Linked DNA regions of Mus musculus: region 2 is linked to region 1. The links are chromatin loops, found by intact Hi-C in ENCODE. Cell type or tissue: left cerebral cortex. All regions are shown on one strand.

What was found. A loop is a pair of places that touch in the nucleus more often than their neighbours do. Peaks named below come from ENCODE experiments on the same cell type or tissue, not always from the same donor. Only the 100,000 strongest peaks of a DNase experiment are listed, where the experiment ranks them.
Region 2: it touches region 1 in a loop (8-fold over the local background); 41 of 42 quality-filtered maps call a loop at or near these places.

The regions. Positions count from the first base shown.
Region 1 is chr7:110,283,647-110,291,646 of GRCm38, forward strand. Gm32861 (a long non-coding RNA gene) reads right to left here and starts at 4,752. Exons shown (of 2, transcript XR_869865.3): 1 at 4,448-4,752; 2 at 1,856-3,451. In left cerebral cortex, a CTCF peak has its summit at 3,380 (motif pointing right); DNase peaks (open chromatin) are centred at 3,394, 4,828 and 5,159; H3K27ac peaks cover 324 bases.
Region 2 is chr7:110,625,884-110,633,883 of GRCm38, forward strand. It overlaps Adm (adrenomedullin), which reads left to right and starts at 1,774. Exons shown (of 4, transcript NM_009627.2): 1 at 1,774-1,938; 2 at 2,374-2,493; 3 at 2,642-2,791; 4 at 2,979-3,937. The coding sequence starts at 2,396. The coding sequence ends at 3,285. It overlaps Gm28863 (a long non-coding RNA gene), which reads right to left and starts at 5,023. Exons shown (of 3, transcript XR_003946665.1): 1 at 4,077-5,023; 2 at 852-2,532; 3 at 1-615. In left cerebral cortex, CTCF peaks have their summits at 1,341 (motif pointing right), 2,322, 3,404, 4,481 (motif pointing left) and 1 weaker place; DNase peaks (open chromatin) are centred at 631, 1,749, 2,335, 2,609 and 2 more places; H3K4me3 peaks cover 3,421 bases; H3K27ac peaks cover 298 bases.

The sequences.
Region 1 (8,000 bases):
CTCCTGAAAACACTGGGTTTGGGAGTTAAGACCTCAAGAAGTTAGCTGTGACCTCATGTTTGGTGTGAGTCACAGCTGTGGGAAGCCTTGGTCAGCTCAGGAACCTACCTCTATCGTTGCTGTTACCTCTGAAGTCTTTTCTTCTTGTCTCTGTTCTCTCAATTTATTTATTTATTTTTATGTCTTTGACTAGAATAAACCTTGTGGTTTTCTATTTGGTTTTACATGGTCACCAAGATTAAAACTTCGTACTGTGGATGAAGCGGTCCCTTGTTCTAGCTTGACTATGTATTGGCAAGCTGGTCTTCCCTCATGAAGGAGAGCAGGGAGAGAAAGGTGTTTGTCAAACCATCCTTCTTTCTCTAGTGCAGTGCTCTCAAGTACAGACACTTGTTCCTGAGGGGACACTTGGCAGTATCTGGAAACATTTGTGGTTTTCATAACTGGAAGGAGTGTGCTGGCTGTGGTGGGTGCCTTGCATCACCCCTGCTCGGGGGCAGTTGCTGTTAATTCCTGTTAAGCCTCATTGACCCTTCTGAGGTTTCTAAGTCATTGGTCTTGGGTAGTGGGCACATTTGTGGCGGACACTAAATTCCAACCCTAGTCTAGACTCAACCTCCCTGTCCATTTTCTACTAGAGCAGAAACAGTCTGTCAGGGCCATACACCCACAGGAATGTGGGCCTTTCTCTATGTCTGCCTCCTGTATGGCAGTTGCGAGGGCCAGAGAGATTGTTAGAGTAAGCAAAGGAGAGCTCTGTCCAGATCCCACCTCCCCACTTCACCCCAGTTCTCCCCCAAACACAACCAGTAGCCTAACCTGGGTTTCTGAAGGTGGTATCTGGGAGACTCACTTCCTGAGTTTCCTCTCTGCTCTTTAGCCAGGAGCACCCCAGGGACAGGGTCCATCACAGACTGGGGGTTCAGACCAGCTGCCACCTCCATGTCACCCTCAAAGTCTGTCCAATGGGAGTGAGGCTGTCCTAGGCTGCCAGAGCAGGGGTTTCATATCAGGGGAGAGCATTCCAGGATTGGAATTGAGTGTCCACCACAAACATACCCACTACCTAAGACCGGTGACTTGGAAGCCTCAGAAGGGCCAGCAAGACTTAACAGGAATGGACAGCACTCTCCAAGCGAGGCTGGTTCGAGGCACCCACTACAGCCAGCACACTCCTGGTTATGAAAACAAGGATACAATGAGTGATTACAGAGAATGTGAACTAGGGAAAAGACTTCATCTCGGAGGCCCAAGGCCTGCAGCCCTGGTTCTGAGCTGGAAGCTGGTGATGGCAGGAAAGGGCTTTTTCCAGCGTTCTGTGCTTCCCACCCCTGCTTGCATCAGAGTACTTACCTGGGAAGGAGTCCGGGCATCAGTCACATAGATCTAGGCTCAGTTGTGACTCTGAGACAGGATGGCTACATCTCCCCTTCCACACATACCTAGCTCTGAGCTTTACTCCAGGGCTGACCCAGGAGTTTTTGACAACTGATGTTTCCTGCATTAGGACAGTGCTCCCTTTCTGAGAAACACCTCCTGCAGATTACCGTGGTGTGTTGAACCAGCCTTCTGTGCATCCTCTGGGGGGACCTGCTTTTTCACTATAAGAACCACTTCTTCCAGCGCGCGCGCACACACACACTGTGCCCACAGAAAGCCTCCTCAAGGACAGCTTCATGTGGACCAGCAAAGAGGGTGCAGCAGCTCATGTCTTCCTCAAGCCCTGAACCTGCTTACAGAGCCCCCGGGTCTGTGCAGAGCCACTGTGGAGGCAGGTGTGTCCCTTCCCTGAATGTGATCTTTAAGAGTGTCTTTCTGCTTAAACACTAAACTCAGTAAGTTGCCTTACGTGAAGTTTACTTTTATAGACTTTTATTTATTCTTTACAATCTCATATGTTTGTAATGTATCTCAATTATACCCATCCCCACCCCCTGTCCTGCACCCTGCCCCTGCATGCCCCTCCTCCACTTTTTTTTTCCTTTCATTTTTGTAACTGAGTCCAGTCAGTGCTGCCTTTCGGAATGAAGACTGATCTTACTGGCTTGGTTATGGGCTGCCGTGACTCCCTGAGCACAGTGGCTGTGTCTGGTCAAGAACGCAGCGCTCCATAACACACCTCCCCATCCCCAACTCCTGCACTTGTTCTGCCTTGATGTTCCCTGGGCCACCGGATGGGCTTGATACAGATGCTCCAGTTGGGGCTGATCACTCCACAGTCACTTGCTGTCAGCACTCTGACCAGTTAGGAGTCTCTGCATTACTGCTGCATTGCTCTGCATTACTGCTGCTCACTGCAGAGAAGCTTCTCTGGACAAGGTTGAGGACAGCACTCCGTGGAGAAGATTGCTGGCCCAGCTGCACTGAATTGAAAGGTGACGTTCTCAGATGGCTGTCCACTCATCACAGTGTGCTGGAACAACTAGTGGGCAAAGTTCTTTTCTGCAGTTAGGTCAAAACCCACCTGCAACCAAGCTGAACCCCCAACCCCCAAGGCTCGAAGGGGATTGCCTGGGGCTGCTGGAGACAGTCACTGAGTCAACTGAAAGGGTTAGACTAGGCTGTCTGCCCTCAGAATGGCACTGCACAGATGATGTCCCCAGCGTGTCACCCCTGGAGCACAAGATGGCCATCTGCCCCTTAAAGGCTGGTGGGGACACTCCCCACACCCCACAATGCCGTTGGGGAAGTCACATGGTGAGGGACTTTCCTTTTGAGCTAGGCCAGGCCATGTGGTGGGGATTTCTGCTGATCGTCTGGCAGGTGTCTGTATTAAGTTGCTCATGCGAGGCTTCTGGAGAGTTGGGGGAATATCCGAGATGCTTAGAGGCAGGTGTGCAACTTCTGAGGCGTCCAAGGAGGAATGAACCAAACAGCCCCAGAATGGGGCCCAGAAATACCTAGTTCCTGTCAGCTCATAGCCTAGCTCTTTACCTCTAAGCAAGCGGTGGTCGAGGGGATCTCAAGGGGCCAGGACTGCTATACCCCAGCAGGTCCCCAGGATCCACATCTCTGCTCCTGCACCTTGTGACTTCTTGGGTGGCTACTGAAGGTTTATGCCATGGTCACAGATTCTTCAGGGTTGACCAGCTCCTGCTGCTCTGAGTGGCATCTAGTCTCCATTTCTCCCAGGAATCTTCAGGAAAGCCGATACTAAGTGGAAAACACCCCACATGCCTTTGAGGGGACTTCCCGGACTCTTGATAGACAGGCTCGTTTGAATTCTTTCTCCTAACAAACAACTCTGTAGATTTTTTTCTATCACAAGGTGGTGTGATACCCAGTGTGGGAAATGGGAAAGCAGGTGTGAGCTCACCTGGGACAGTCAGCAAGGATTCCGAAGGGAGGCCTGTTGGATCTGTGTGTTTCTGGCCAGGCGGCCGCCAGGTGGCAGCCGTGCACCATGTCCGCGGGTTAAGACTGCGATGCCTGTGTTCTGCTGACCAGGATCCTGTCAGTGGGGACAATCCAAACTCTGAGCACTGCCGGGAGCCAGACCCCACCTAATTTTACCGAATCTCCCCAACCCATAGTGTTCACGTGATTTACCTATTTTACAGATGTGAAAAATTGGGCTCAGGAAGGTAGGTAGTCAGTCACCCCAAGGAGTCACAGGCTCTGGGGACCAGAAAGCCCAAATGAGGGGTCCTCTGTGCCAGAGGGCCCCCACCACTCCCACAATGCAGGCAGGCCTAAGGCATGGGGTGGGAGTTCTATGGTCTCTCTGTCTCTGAGGCTCCTGGCACTTTCCCTTGGGAGCTGAGGGGACCCTGAATTGCATCCTTGGTCCAGTGTGGTCACCACAGCTTTCTGTCTGACCATCCTTTACAATGCCTTCTGGGAGCAAGCCAGCAAGCTTGGAGTTTTGGCTGGAGGCGCCTTGGGGATGGGGGAGGGTGGAGGGTGGAGGATCAGCAGCCACAGAGAAGGGGCCTGTTTCCTGACTCTCTGACCCGGGCTGTCTCTGTGGAGGCCCCAGACCCAGGAAGGTCATCTAGGGCGAAATTCCAGCTTGAGCCCCCTGAGCAATGACTTCAGTTTTCTTGATAAGGCAGAAAAAGGGACACTGAGTGTCCACCCCACACCCCCTCTCTGTCAGCACCTCGGCTCTAGTGAGGCCTCTGTGGTAGACAGCCTGACGGGGAGAAGAGACAAAGATAGACTGGGGACAGATAAGGACAGAGACAGCCAGGGACAGATGGAGCATAGAGGTGAAGATGGGGCAGCTGCCTGTGGGGAACCCCAGGGGTCAGCACCCGGCCTCTGTCTCAGCTTGCTAAAAGCTGGTTGATTGTCAAGGCTGCCACAGAGAGACTTGGGGGATATAGCAGGAACATTGGCTGTGCCGCCAGCTTGAAGAACACAACTCTAATGCCTGGGCCTGGGTCCTAGTGTGTGACTCCTGAGGCTGGTGTTTCCGTGTGTTGATGGAGTCAGGGGGTGTTACCTCTGAGGTTCCAGGAAGCATCAGCAAAGAGGTTGAGGGGCCTTGGCTCCATGGCCACCGCTGTTGGATAGGAACTGCTACTGCTTTGTGGCCTTCCAAGGTCACCTGGCCTCACAGTCTTCCAGGCACGGTCTGTGAGAGAATATTTGCACCCAACACTGTCTATTTGGCTTGTCAGGTTGGTGGAAGCTGAAAAGACACAGCTGGCCTGTGGGCTCCTGGGTCACCATGTGCAGTTGAGTCACAACCCTCAGGGAACAAGAGCCTGGACTCAGGGCTGTGCCCACAGACACATCCACACAGGTACCCAGATGCCTTGTGCAGCTGAGTCACTGTCACTCCTTGGGGAGCGCGTGCTGGCTCGCATGTGTACACAGGTACATAGAGACAGGGTGCACCTGACTGTGAGTCACTGGTGCCAGCCAGCTCTGAGGGAGGGCACTGAGAGTCTGTCCTGCCATCCCTGTTTAAAAGCAAATACTCACATGCCTACATAAGAATGTATGCCTAAAGCACGGCTTCTTCGTACTGGGGTGTGTGTGTGTGTGTGTGTCAGAAATACTTGTTGAATGAACATACGAGCAGAATGAATGGACAGACAAACGAAGAGATGGGTGACACCCCCCTCCCTGCTTGGTAAAATTGGTCAGGGCAGCTCCTCAGGGTGGGTCCAATGCTCTGTGTCTGCAGGGAGTTGTCTTGCTCCAAATATAGCCTCCATGGGTGGGCGGGGAGCCAGGGATGCTTCTCAGGCAGTGACTTCACTGGGCCCAGGGCCCAGCCTCTGTGGACTTGGAGAAAATGAACAGAGGCCCAGCTTCCCATAGCCAGGCTTGAACTGTGGGGCTGGAGCCGTCAGTGCCACCGCTTGGCACCTGGAACTGTGGCACAGGGGTGGTACAGATGGGTGCGGAGAGCTTCTGGGCTGGCACTTCTTGGGGAAGGCAGGGGCCTGCCTGCTGATTGCATAACGCAGACCCCCTGCCGGGCTGTCCTTCATCTGGCAGGGACAGCCCTCTGGCCTGGGCTTGCTCCCAGGCCACTCCTTTGTTTCTGGAATCTTTTCTTTTTTTATTATTTCTTTTATTTTTTGAGATTGTAATGTAATTACATCATTTTCCCCTTCTCCTTCCTCTCTGCAAACACTCCCTAACAACCCCCTTGCTCTCTTTCAAATTCATGGCTTCCTTTTTTCCCCCATTAATTGTTGTTACATACATATGCATGTATATGTGTGCGCATGTGTGTGTACACATATGTTTTCCTAACTATAACCTGCTCAGTGTAGATAATGGTACTTGTTTGTATGTTTTCAGGCCTGACCACTTGACATTTGATAATCAGCTGGTGTGCTTTTCCTTGGGAAAGACTTTGAGCAGTCCTTAGTTGCCTGTAGTTCTTTATGGAGGGTTGGGGCCTCGTGGGCTCCCTGTCCACTTTGGCATGTCTATAGTTGATGTCTGCTTTCAGCTTATGTTCAGGCTGCCATGTTGGTGAGACTTCATGGGTGTAGTAGCATCTGAAATGACTAGGAGGCAGGGTCTCACAGCCATCTCTGGTCCTCTGACTCCTACAATCTTTCTCTTCCCTGAGCCTTAGGTGTGGCATGTTTTGAAGATGTACCCACTGGGACTCGGTAGGATCCTCTTTCCTTGGCACCCCCCCCCCCAATTCAGCTCAGCAGTTGTAGTATTACTGGAGTTGACATCCTGCCTTTAGACCTGTCCTTTCTGCCCTGCCCTGCTCACAGCTGTCAGGCATTTTTCTAAAATAAAGATCTGACTCAGCCCTTTTCTGTTGGAAAGGCTCCCTGTGGCTTCTCCCGGTGAGCAGCAGGTTGGATGCCTCCCCCGGTGCTCAAACCATCTTTCCTGGGTCCACCCTACCTGGGTGTTTCGAAAGGCTGTCACATGGACAATGTGCTGGCTAGTTTTAGGTCAACTTGACACTAGCTAGTCATCAGAGAGAGAGGAAAATAACTCCATAAGAACAGGCTGTAGGCAAGCCTGTGAGGCATTGTCTTAATTAACATTGATGAGAGGGCCCAGCCCATTGTGGGTGGTGCCATCCCTGGGTCCTGAGTTCTCTAAGAAAGCAGGCTGAGTAAGCCATGGGGAACAAGTCAGTAAGCAGCGCCCTCCACGGCCTCTGCATCAGCTCCTGCCTCCAGGTTACAGTTCTGTTTCTACCTGCCTGCCTTCCACAAGGGACTGTGCTATGAGACTGTGGGCTATGGCATGGGGTCTCATCACAGCAACAGTGATCCTAACTTGGGCAGAAATTGGTACCAGGATTTCAGAGTACTGCTGTGATAGACTGACTATGTTATTTTTAGGAAGATTGTGGAAAGACTTTGGAACTTTGGGTTTGAAAAGCCATCGAGTGTTCAAAGCTCAGTGAGCTGCTGCTCGGTGGGAGCTTAGAAGATAAGAGTTGAGAGGAATGGGGGTGATAGAGGCCTGGCTTGCGAATGAACTTCCGGAGGGAAGATTGAGAATCCCTTATTTTGGGGCCATTGCATATTTTTAAATAGGAACCTGTGGTTCTGGTCAGCTGGGCTTAAAGAATAGGCTGTGATTAGCAAGAGGCCAGAACCAGAGGTAAAACCGTTGCTTTGCCGGGACAATTGATGGTGGTTAGCTGGAGCCGAGAAATTAGCGGTGATTAAGAAGACACCAGCATTGCTGAGGTGGAGTCTTCTGGGAAGTGTTTCCTCAGAGTCAGCAGACAGAGGCTGTTCCAGCAGTGGCCAAGGCTGCTCACTTTGGTCTCCCAGGTGGCTCTGGTGTCGAAGGCATCAAGGGGTCATGGAGAGGCGCTAAGGCTTGACAGAGTGAGAGGCCGCGGAGGCCATAGGTTAGGGTGCAGCCTCAGAGCAGTGGAAACCCCAACAATGAAGAGGTCATGGAGAGGAGCTGAGGTGTGAGTGGAGTTCAGGAGTGGTTATTGGTAAAAGTGCACCCCCATGGCAGCAGAAGATGCTGGCACATTGGAGATGCCAGTACCGTGGGATGACCGCTGAGGACAGCAGCAGCGTGGAGAGCGCGCTGCAGAGGGCGGAGCCGGAGAAGTTAGCCTAGTTCTTAGGAGGAGCCCAGAAAACCGTGAGTGGATTGCAGAGATTGGACCCTGGGATATTTACACTGCTGGAATTTACTTTTGCTTTTTCCAGACTGTGAGTGTGGCCTGGTTCTTTCCTCTTGAAGTAAGGAAGTATCTAACTTATTTTGGCTTTATAGGACTCCACAGTTGAGAAACTTTTAAACTTTTTTTTTTTTTCCTTTCTGGTTATTTAAGACAGGGTTTCTCTGTGTAGCCCTGGCTGTCCTGGAACTCACTCTGTAGACCAGGCTGGCCTGGAACTCAGAAATTCGCTTGCCTCTGCCTACCAAGTGCTGGGACTAAAGGCATGCGCCACCACGCCTGGCCTGACTTTTAAGGAGGTTTGAATTTATAGAGATGGTGTGTGACTTTAAAGTCATTTATGTTTTATATTGAGATACTAATGTTAACATGCTATCCTGGGGACAATTGAGGCCTCCTCCTTCTTCTT
Region 2 (8,000 bases), 340 kb after region 1:
TGAAATGAAAGGAAGGGTACAGAACGGGACAGAAGCGAGAAAAAGTTCTAGGGTCAAGTTCTAGGGTTCTGTGCTACATGTGCTGCTTGGTGCAGACAGGCTAGCCACTGGCCAGGGCTGCTGCGGTGACTGTCCCACGGCCCAGAAGGCCCTAAGGCGGGCCAGTTCGCCTAGCTGCAGCCCTTTCAACATCCGTGTCCCAAGCCCCTACCAGAAGCAGAACCTGGGAATCTGTCCCCTGCCCAAGGGGGAACTCCGTTTTGCAGTTTTAGGAGGATAAGTAATCTCGGCGCGGCCATTTCTCCCCCAGGTGCAATGTCCATGGTTGTCTGGAGGGTGACAAACGGGCTGAACCAGCAGTGCTTAGCATAGTCTGCGCTGTGAGCAAGGTCCGCGGGACAGGAATGCCTAGTCGGTTTTGCTCTTGGTCTAACACTTAGAGGCAGATAAGGTAGGACACTGGGAGATCTGCCGGGGTCGCCAGGAAGAGGACATGAGTTGTCTGTGTCCACATCACCAGGGCTGGGGGCTAGGAGCTGTCGTAGGTCATGTCTTTAGCTTCGGGACCTTCCGGGAGACCTGCATGCGGAGCTACGCCTGTCGCCCAGTTTGGCCCTAGAAGGGAAGAAAGTGAACTCACGGATCTGTGAAGAGCACCAGCCCGTGGCAAACGTGTTCGAACTGATTCATCGTGAATTAGCACATATCTCTGGGCTAGGCGGGGGCCGGCATTCTCCCCCCACCTGATGAGAATGGTGACCCCAGCCAGAAAACCGAGCCGCTGTGCCCCAGTCTTTTGAGTCCAGACTCTACAGCTTCCCACCTTTAGTGTGACTGGGCAATAGACTTACCCTTTCGGCACTTCACTTTAATTCAAGAGAACACCAGCTCGGGAGTGTAGAGATCAAAAGCGATTGGGATCTGGCTGGGATTTGTCAACTGTAAAGTGATTAACATATGTGAGGCATTAGTGTGCTCCCAGTCAGTCAATCCTCACGTTTATGATGGATGAATGAAGGCAGTCAGGTCAACTCGCAGGTCATAGCCTTATAAGGGATAATAGTATCACAAGGAAGAAAACAAAACTATCTCTCTTCCTAATTTTGGCTATTCCTGTATTTCCAAATAGGAATGTGAGTTCTGAATTTTCAGATAACTACCCTCTCCAAACCCCAATTTCCAATTCAGCTGTTCCCAGTTCTGCCCTTATTACGAAATCCGTACTGGCTAGTCTATCGAGAAACCCCTCAGTCCCAGTCACTGGAGACTGAGCCTCTCCCTTCCAGGTGTACCCTGCGGGCACAGATGGGGGTCGAGGCTCAGTCAGGTGCTAAGCCGGCAGGGGGCGCGGTCCATTTGAGGTCACAGCTCCCCAAGTCCGGGGTTTTGGTTATCCATGTGTCCCACCCGTCTCCCGGTTCTTGCAGCACTGTCCAGGAAGCTCAGATCAGCACTCTGGGTTGTACACATTATGGGCAAAGGATTCACCCCACCCGAGTTGTTCTGGTTCCCCTTCCCTTCTCACTGTTTGAACTCTATGCTGGGAAATTAGGGCAAGGGAAGTCCTGCTCCAGTCTAATCTCTCAGAGCGGATCTCTGAGATGTCTAGCCACAGGGGACCTCTTACCCCTACCCCCCATACCCACAGGCAAGCTGCAGGGCAGGTCTGGTTTTAGAAGCAAGCACGCTGGAGAGGGAGGACTCCAGGGCAAATCTGACCACGCCCACCGTCCGCCCCTGAGCGCTTATAAGACGCTGGAGCTGGTGCTCACTAGTCAGTGGTTTCTTGGTGACACTAGACAGAGCAACTCCAGCGTTACCGCTCCCGCTCCTGGTTTCTCGGCTTCTCATCGCAGTCAATCTTGGACTTTGGGGTTTTGCTACTGTCAGAAGGACTTCTTTCTGCTTCAAGTGCTTGACAACGCACCCCTTTATCAGGTAGGAACCGCTGGCCTCCAGCATGTTAGGGAGGGGGACGGCTTTGCCAAAGCCCCAAAACTTGCAGAGCTGGACAAGGGGGAACAACCCACTTTAGGGTATCCAATGTAGAGAACACCTCATTGCCCAGGTCTAGCTCATGCGCACAGCTGGAGCTCTCTTGAGATCCCCCCTCCTCCTTGGGCTGAGATCCTGGGACTTTAGTTGGAAACCTCTGGAAGCCTGGCACTTCTCAATGGCTTCCTTTGCCTTGCTTGTCACCCACCCGGCCAGCGCAAAAATCTCCGGTGTTTCTCTGCGCCAGTGGGGGAGATAAGCAGCTGAGCCAGGAAGAGCGCTGCCAAGCGGCTCCCCGTCCTGCCGCCACCCTTCGCGTGCTGACGGGATCGTGCTGCTGGCCCGGTTGCTCACACTCGGTGTCTTGTTCCTTTCCAGGGTATCAGAGCATCGCCACAGAATGAAGCTGGTTTCCATCACCCTGATGTTATTGGGTTCACTCGCTTTCCTAGGCGCGGACACTGCAGGGCCAGATACTCCTTCGCAGTTCCGAAAGAAGTGAGTTTGGGCCGTGCTTTCTTTCTTCACTTTGAATACCTGGCAATGAGAGAAAACTGAGAGATGGTCTGGAGGTGTTACAAAGGGAGTGGAGCTGGCTGGGACATCACTTGAACTTAGGCCAAACGCATCTGCTTGTGTTTTCTAGGTGGAATAAGTGGGCGCTAAGTCGTGGGAAGAGGGAACTACAAGCATCCAGCAGCTACCCTACGGGACTCGCTGATGAGACGACAGTTCCTACCCAGACTCTTGATCCATTCCTGGACGAGCAGAACACAACTGGCCCCCTACAAGCCAGGTAACTATGCTCTCTGCAGAGGATGTGCCCTCTCCACTACTCTGACCCTGGGGATTGTCCTGGCTGCACTGCAGCTGAGGCTCCGGCGGAGGGAACGGGTTCCAGGTCCCTCGGGTACTGCATGGCTCCGGTCCCAGGTGGTTGGGACCAAAGCCCCGGTTGATGAGGTGTCCTTCCTTCTTCACAGCAATCAGAGCGAAGCCCACATTCGTGTCAAACGCTACCGCCAGAGCATGAACCAGGGTTCCCGCAGCAATGGATGCCGCTTCGGGACCTGCACATTTCAGAAATTGGCCCACCAGATCTACCAGCTAACAGACAAAGACAAGGACGGCATGGCTCCCAGAAACAAGATCAGCCCTCAAGGCTATGGCCGCCGGCGCCGGCGTTCCCTGCTGGAGGTCCTCCGGTCCCGGACTGTGGAGTCCTCCCAGGAGCAGACACACACAGCCCCAGGCCCCTGGGCGCACATCTCCAGACTCTTTAGGATATAGGTGCGGGTGACAGCATTGAACAGTCGGGCGAGTATCCCGTTGGCGCCTGCGGAATCAGAGAACTTCGCACCGGGGCGGACTGAGACAATCCTGCAGAGATCTGCCTGGCTGCCCCTAGGGGAGGCAGAGGAACCCAAGACCAAGCCAGGCTCATGCCAGAAACCGAGACTTACAGGCTGATACTCTCCGGGCAGGGGTCTGAGCCACTGCCTTGCCCGCTCATAAACTGGTTTCTCACGGGGCATAAGCCTCATTACTACTTGAACTTTCCAAAACCTAGCGAGGAACGTGCAATGCTTGTTGTCCAGCCAAAGGTAACTATAGTATTTAAGTTTGTTGCTGTCAAGGTTTTTTTTTTTGTAACTTCAAATATATAGAGATATTTTTGTACGTTATATATTGTATTAAGGGCATTTTAAAGTGATTATATTGTCACCTTCCCCTATTTTAAGACGTGAATGTCTCAGCAAGGTGTAAGGTTGTTTGGTTCCGTGTGTGTGTGTGTGTGTGTGTGTGTGTGTGTGTGTGTGTAAGGTGGAGAGCGCCTGATTATCGCCTGTGGATGAAGAAAAAACATTGTGTTTCCTATAATCTATTTACATAAAATATGTGATCTGGGAAAAAGCAAACCAATAAACTGTCTCAATGCTGATTCATTCTCGGTTCATGCATTTGGGGAAGGATGGTGGTCTGGGTTTGGGTCGGCCTGGAAGTGCTGAGATTCTGCTTCTTGTTTTGGGAAGATTGAACTGCATTGTGGGTGCAAAGCAACCTCTCTAAGCAAGGCTTACCTGTTGTGAGCTCTGGTGTCCATGTGGATGCACAAAGCGCGTGTCCTGGGAGGGAGTCAAGAGTTCTCTGAGATACCCGAGTTCACCTCCTTGCATGGCAACCAGACCGGGTAGGGTAGGGTGAGCCCTAATAGGCGAGCCTGGGCTCCTTAAGTTGCGCAATATACTCCCAATTTTATAGGGTTGCTCACTGGACCTGAGCTAAGGCGCTCTTTGGAGACTTAAACTGATATCCAAGGCTTTCTAAGTAGAGTTTATGCTCCAACTGTGGGTGTTAAAAGCTACCGGGGGTGGGGGACCCGCAAAACGTTCGCACAGCAGCTCTGGGAAACCCTCAGCTAGCAGCCCAAGTCTTCACTGGGCCCTGACGTCCATAAGCGGGGCTGTAGCGCCCCCTGCTGGCCACCATGCGTGCTCCCCCAAAGAGCGGTAGAGTAGTACGTGCGGTTTAATAAGTTCTTCTACGTGGGAGTCAGCACATAGTCTTAATGAAAGAGGAAAGAAAGGGGGGGAAAAAGCAGTTTGCAGATGCCAACTGGGCTCCCCTCCCTTCGTCTTCTCCCCCCTTCCCCGACCTGCACGCGGGCTTGCTGTGCAGGGGCAGTGACTCAGCGCCCACACGCTGCGCGGCGAGCAGCTGCTGGCCGGAGGCGGGCGGATGGACGTGCAGCCGGAACCGTGCGCCTCCGAGGGCCTGAGACCTTCATTGTTCGTCTCCCCTTCCAGTTCTCCTCTTCCTTCCTCTTTCCCAAGCCTTTTTTCATGCTGCCTTCACTTCTATCTAGCCTTCTCTCCCTCTTTCCTTCCTCCGTGCTTTCAGTCACCTCTGTATCCAGTGAGGAATGCTAGCCTCTAAGCTTGAAGGCCCAGGGCACAGGGACTATAAGATTAGGAGGCTAAGGTGACGCCATGTACCTGTCTAGCTAGGAGGCCTGGCCAATTGGCTCACTCAGCCAATCCCTGAAGACCAATTATTGTGCTTTCCTGAAAGTTTTGCTAGCCGTTTGGAGATGCTGAATTGCCTGTACCTCCAGCTAGTTCAGGGTTTCTGGAAGCAGTTTGGTTTGGGAAGGGCATTTCAGAACCCGGACCGTGGGACTAGATGTTTTCTTCCTTACAGAAGCCTATATACACAATGAAATGCGCTGGTCCTTTGTCTGAGTCTACACACAACCTGATAGAAGCAGCTCCTGCTTCAGAAGAAAGCAGCCTATAGCACATAGACTCGCCTCTGGCTGTAGGAAGCATCAGTCCCATCCAGTTCCGTGTCCTATTTGATCTTAACAATTTCCTGGAGCACCCAGCCCCAGTAGATCATAAATGCAGCACAGACCATCCTGGCCACAAGGACTTCTTGCTAAGTATTCGCATGGAACTTTGCCAGGCACTGAAGAGGCACAGGGCACGCATGAAAGAGGAAACGATCAGAAGTTTCAATCCTGCAACTGCTGTGCCAGTGGGTTGGGGGGGGGGGGGTCTGAAGGGGTTGCGGAAACTGCGAAGAGCAGAGACCACCTTGGCCTCACCGACAGAGGCTCAAAGCCACTCACTCGAGTTCTTTCTTTAAGCCAAGGTTTGTCCCGTAGCCACAGAGCCCTTCAGCCAAAACCTTACTCTGGCAGAACTTCAACCTACCAGACAAAGCCGCCAAAGACAGGTTGGGCACCGGCTTAGGGGCAGCTGGGAACAGGCATCTAGCCTTCGTCTGAGGGAGTCTTATGACCTCAGGGAATTCAAGGCAAGTAGAACTGTGGTGGTTCAGCCCGGAGAGGAACCAGACAGCTGCTCTGCTGGAGTCGTTCCTATTGCTAAACCTGTGACTTGAGACATTTCTGAGCAGACAGAGACCCTCTTATGACCAGCCTGCTGGAGCACTTGGGATTAACTAAAGGTCACCACAAAGCCTCGGGCCCTTCTCTGGAGGCTGTTCAACTGGCCTTCGGGATTTTTTTTTTTCTTCATAAGGTGCTGAAGGTTATTGGGATAGGGCCTCCTGATGCCAAGAACACATCATTTATCAACGGTGTTGAGTCATTTTGTGAGCTGATTTGAACCTGTCCACAGCTAAGAAATAGTCACAGTTCTTTTTTTTTTTTTTTTTTTTAATCTGTAGCTACTGTTGCTGGCTGTGGGAATGGTATCACCCATTTGTAATCAACCAAGGGTACCAGACGATTTCTAGAAAGTTCAGCACCAGCAGGTTGTCTGAACAGCTAAGGGTGGAAAGGAGAGATGGGGTGGGCCAGAAACCAGTTCTTTTTTTAGTTCTTGCTTGGTGTCAACTATTCTTCTAGCCACTTTCTATACCTTATCTCACCAAGTTCTTACAGTAGCTTTCTGAAGGAGGTGTTATTATCTCTCTTAGTAGATAAGGAAGCTGAACTTCAGAGAGGTGAAGTAACTCAGGCAAGGTCACACAGCGAGTGGTGGAACGTGGCTATGCACCCAAGTGCTACAGGCTATTTTGATGCTATGAAGACATAGGGAGTAAAATGAGATAATTTTAACCTTTAGATTCTCAGGCCAGATGTCTCCACATGTCTTCTAACTCTGAGGATGGCGTCAGTAGGTGATTTGCGCCCCACGGTGATTCTGAGAGCTTTCCATGGGAGCTAGTAGGATGGGGAAGGGGAACTGCTCTAGCGCTGAGCTCAATAAGCACAAAGGAAAGAAACAAAGTGAGTTGTGAATTCCTGGTCTTCCTTGGAAGCAAGGATCATAAATCAGGAATGGCTTTCCTCATCCTGAGCTAGGCTACTGGCCTCTTTGGTTTGCATTGCCAACTATAGTTAGAACATACACTGAGGCCTCCGGAGCTGGCTTCTGAGAGAAGGGCCTTCTGAGAAGCTATTCCTGGCTGTGCACAGTCCTGCACTGTAGTTCTCCAGTCGCCTGGAAGAACACCTGTGTCTACAAAGCCGCAAATAGCATTTCCACCCTCGAGGTGGGACCTTTTGTTTTGGCATCTGCTATCCACGGCAGCTTTTGAAAGGAGGTTCTGAGTTTGACTCTCAGGGAGCCACCCTCCTTTCCCCAGTGGAGGAGCAGGAGGCCCTGTTATCCTGAGTTCCAGGGAAGGTTTTGCCAAAGCTGGATTGGAGGGTTCGTCTTGATTTGCATGGGAAGAAGGGTGAGGCTAGATAGATATCTGGTGGTCCCACTGGTCTTGTTCCAGAGCTATTTTGGAACATTTTGGAAAAACAATAAAATGACTGGCCACACAGGCAGCTGAGTTTTAGTAGACTGTTATACGTTTGTCTAACAGCAGAAGTATTTGACTTATTATGTAGTAGTTATTTGGCATTGCAAAGGCTCCCCTTTATCTTCATCCCCAGCCATAACTATCATTAGTATTTTAGTCTATACTTTTTTAGACACTTTAATACATCAGAGACACCTATATTATAGACACATAGACATATATATCTAATACACAGACACATTCTTTTACAAATGCAACTCCTAGGTGGGGAGAGCTGAATTAAACACATTTGTCAGTTTAAGGCAAGTTGTCACTACCAGTCTTTGTAACGCTTCTCTCTTGTAACAAATATATATGTTATTATATATAGCATATATTACATTATGTATAACATATATTAATTTTCATACTCTTTCTTGAACCCTTGATGGCAGCCCTCTTTTATTTTTGAACGCCAACTTGCTATGTAGCCAAGACTGGTCTTGAACTCCTGATCCTCCTGCCTCCACCTCCTGAGCACTGGACTTCAGGTGTGAACCCCTACACAACAGCTTTCCTTAAAATGTTTGATATACATACATGTGCAAGTGGGATTGTAAAATGCACCATGTTGCACCTACATGTTCAACATATGGATCTATTGTGTTCTATTTTACACCTACATGTTTAGCATATGGATCTAATGTGTTCCATTTTTGTTGTTTCCCGGTTTTATCACTCAA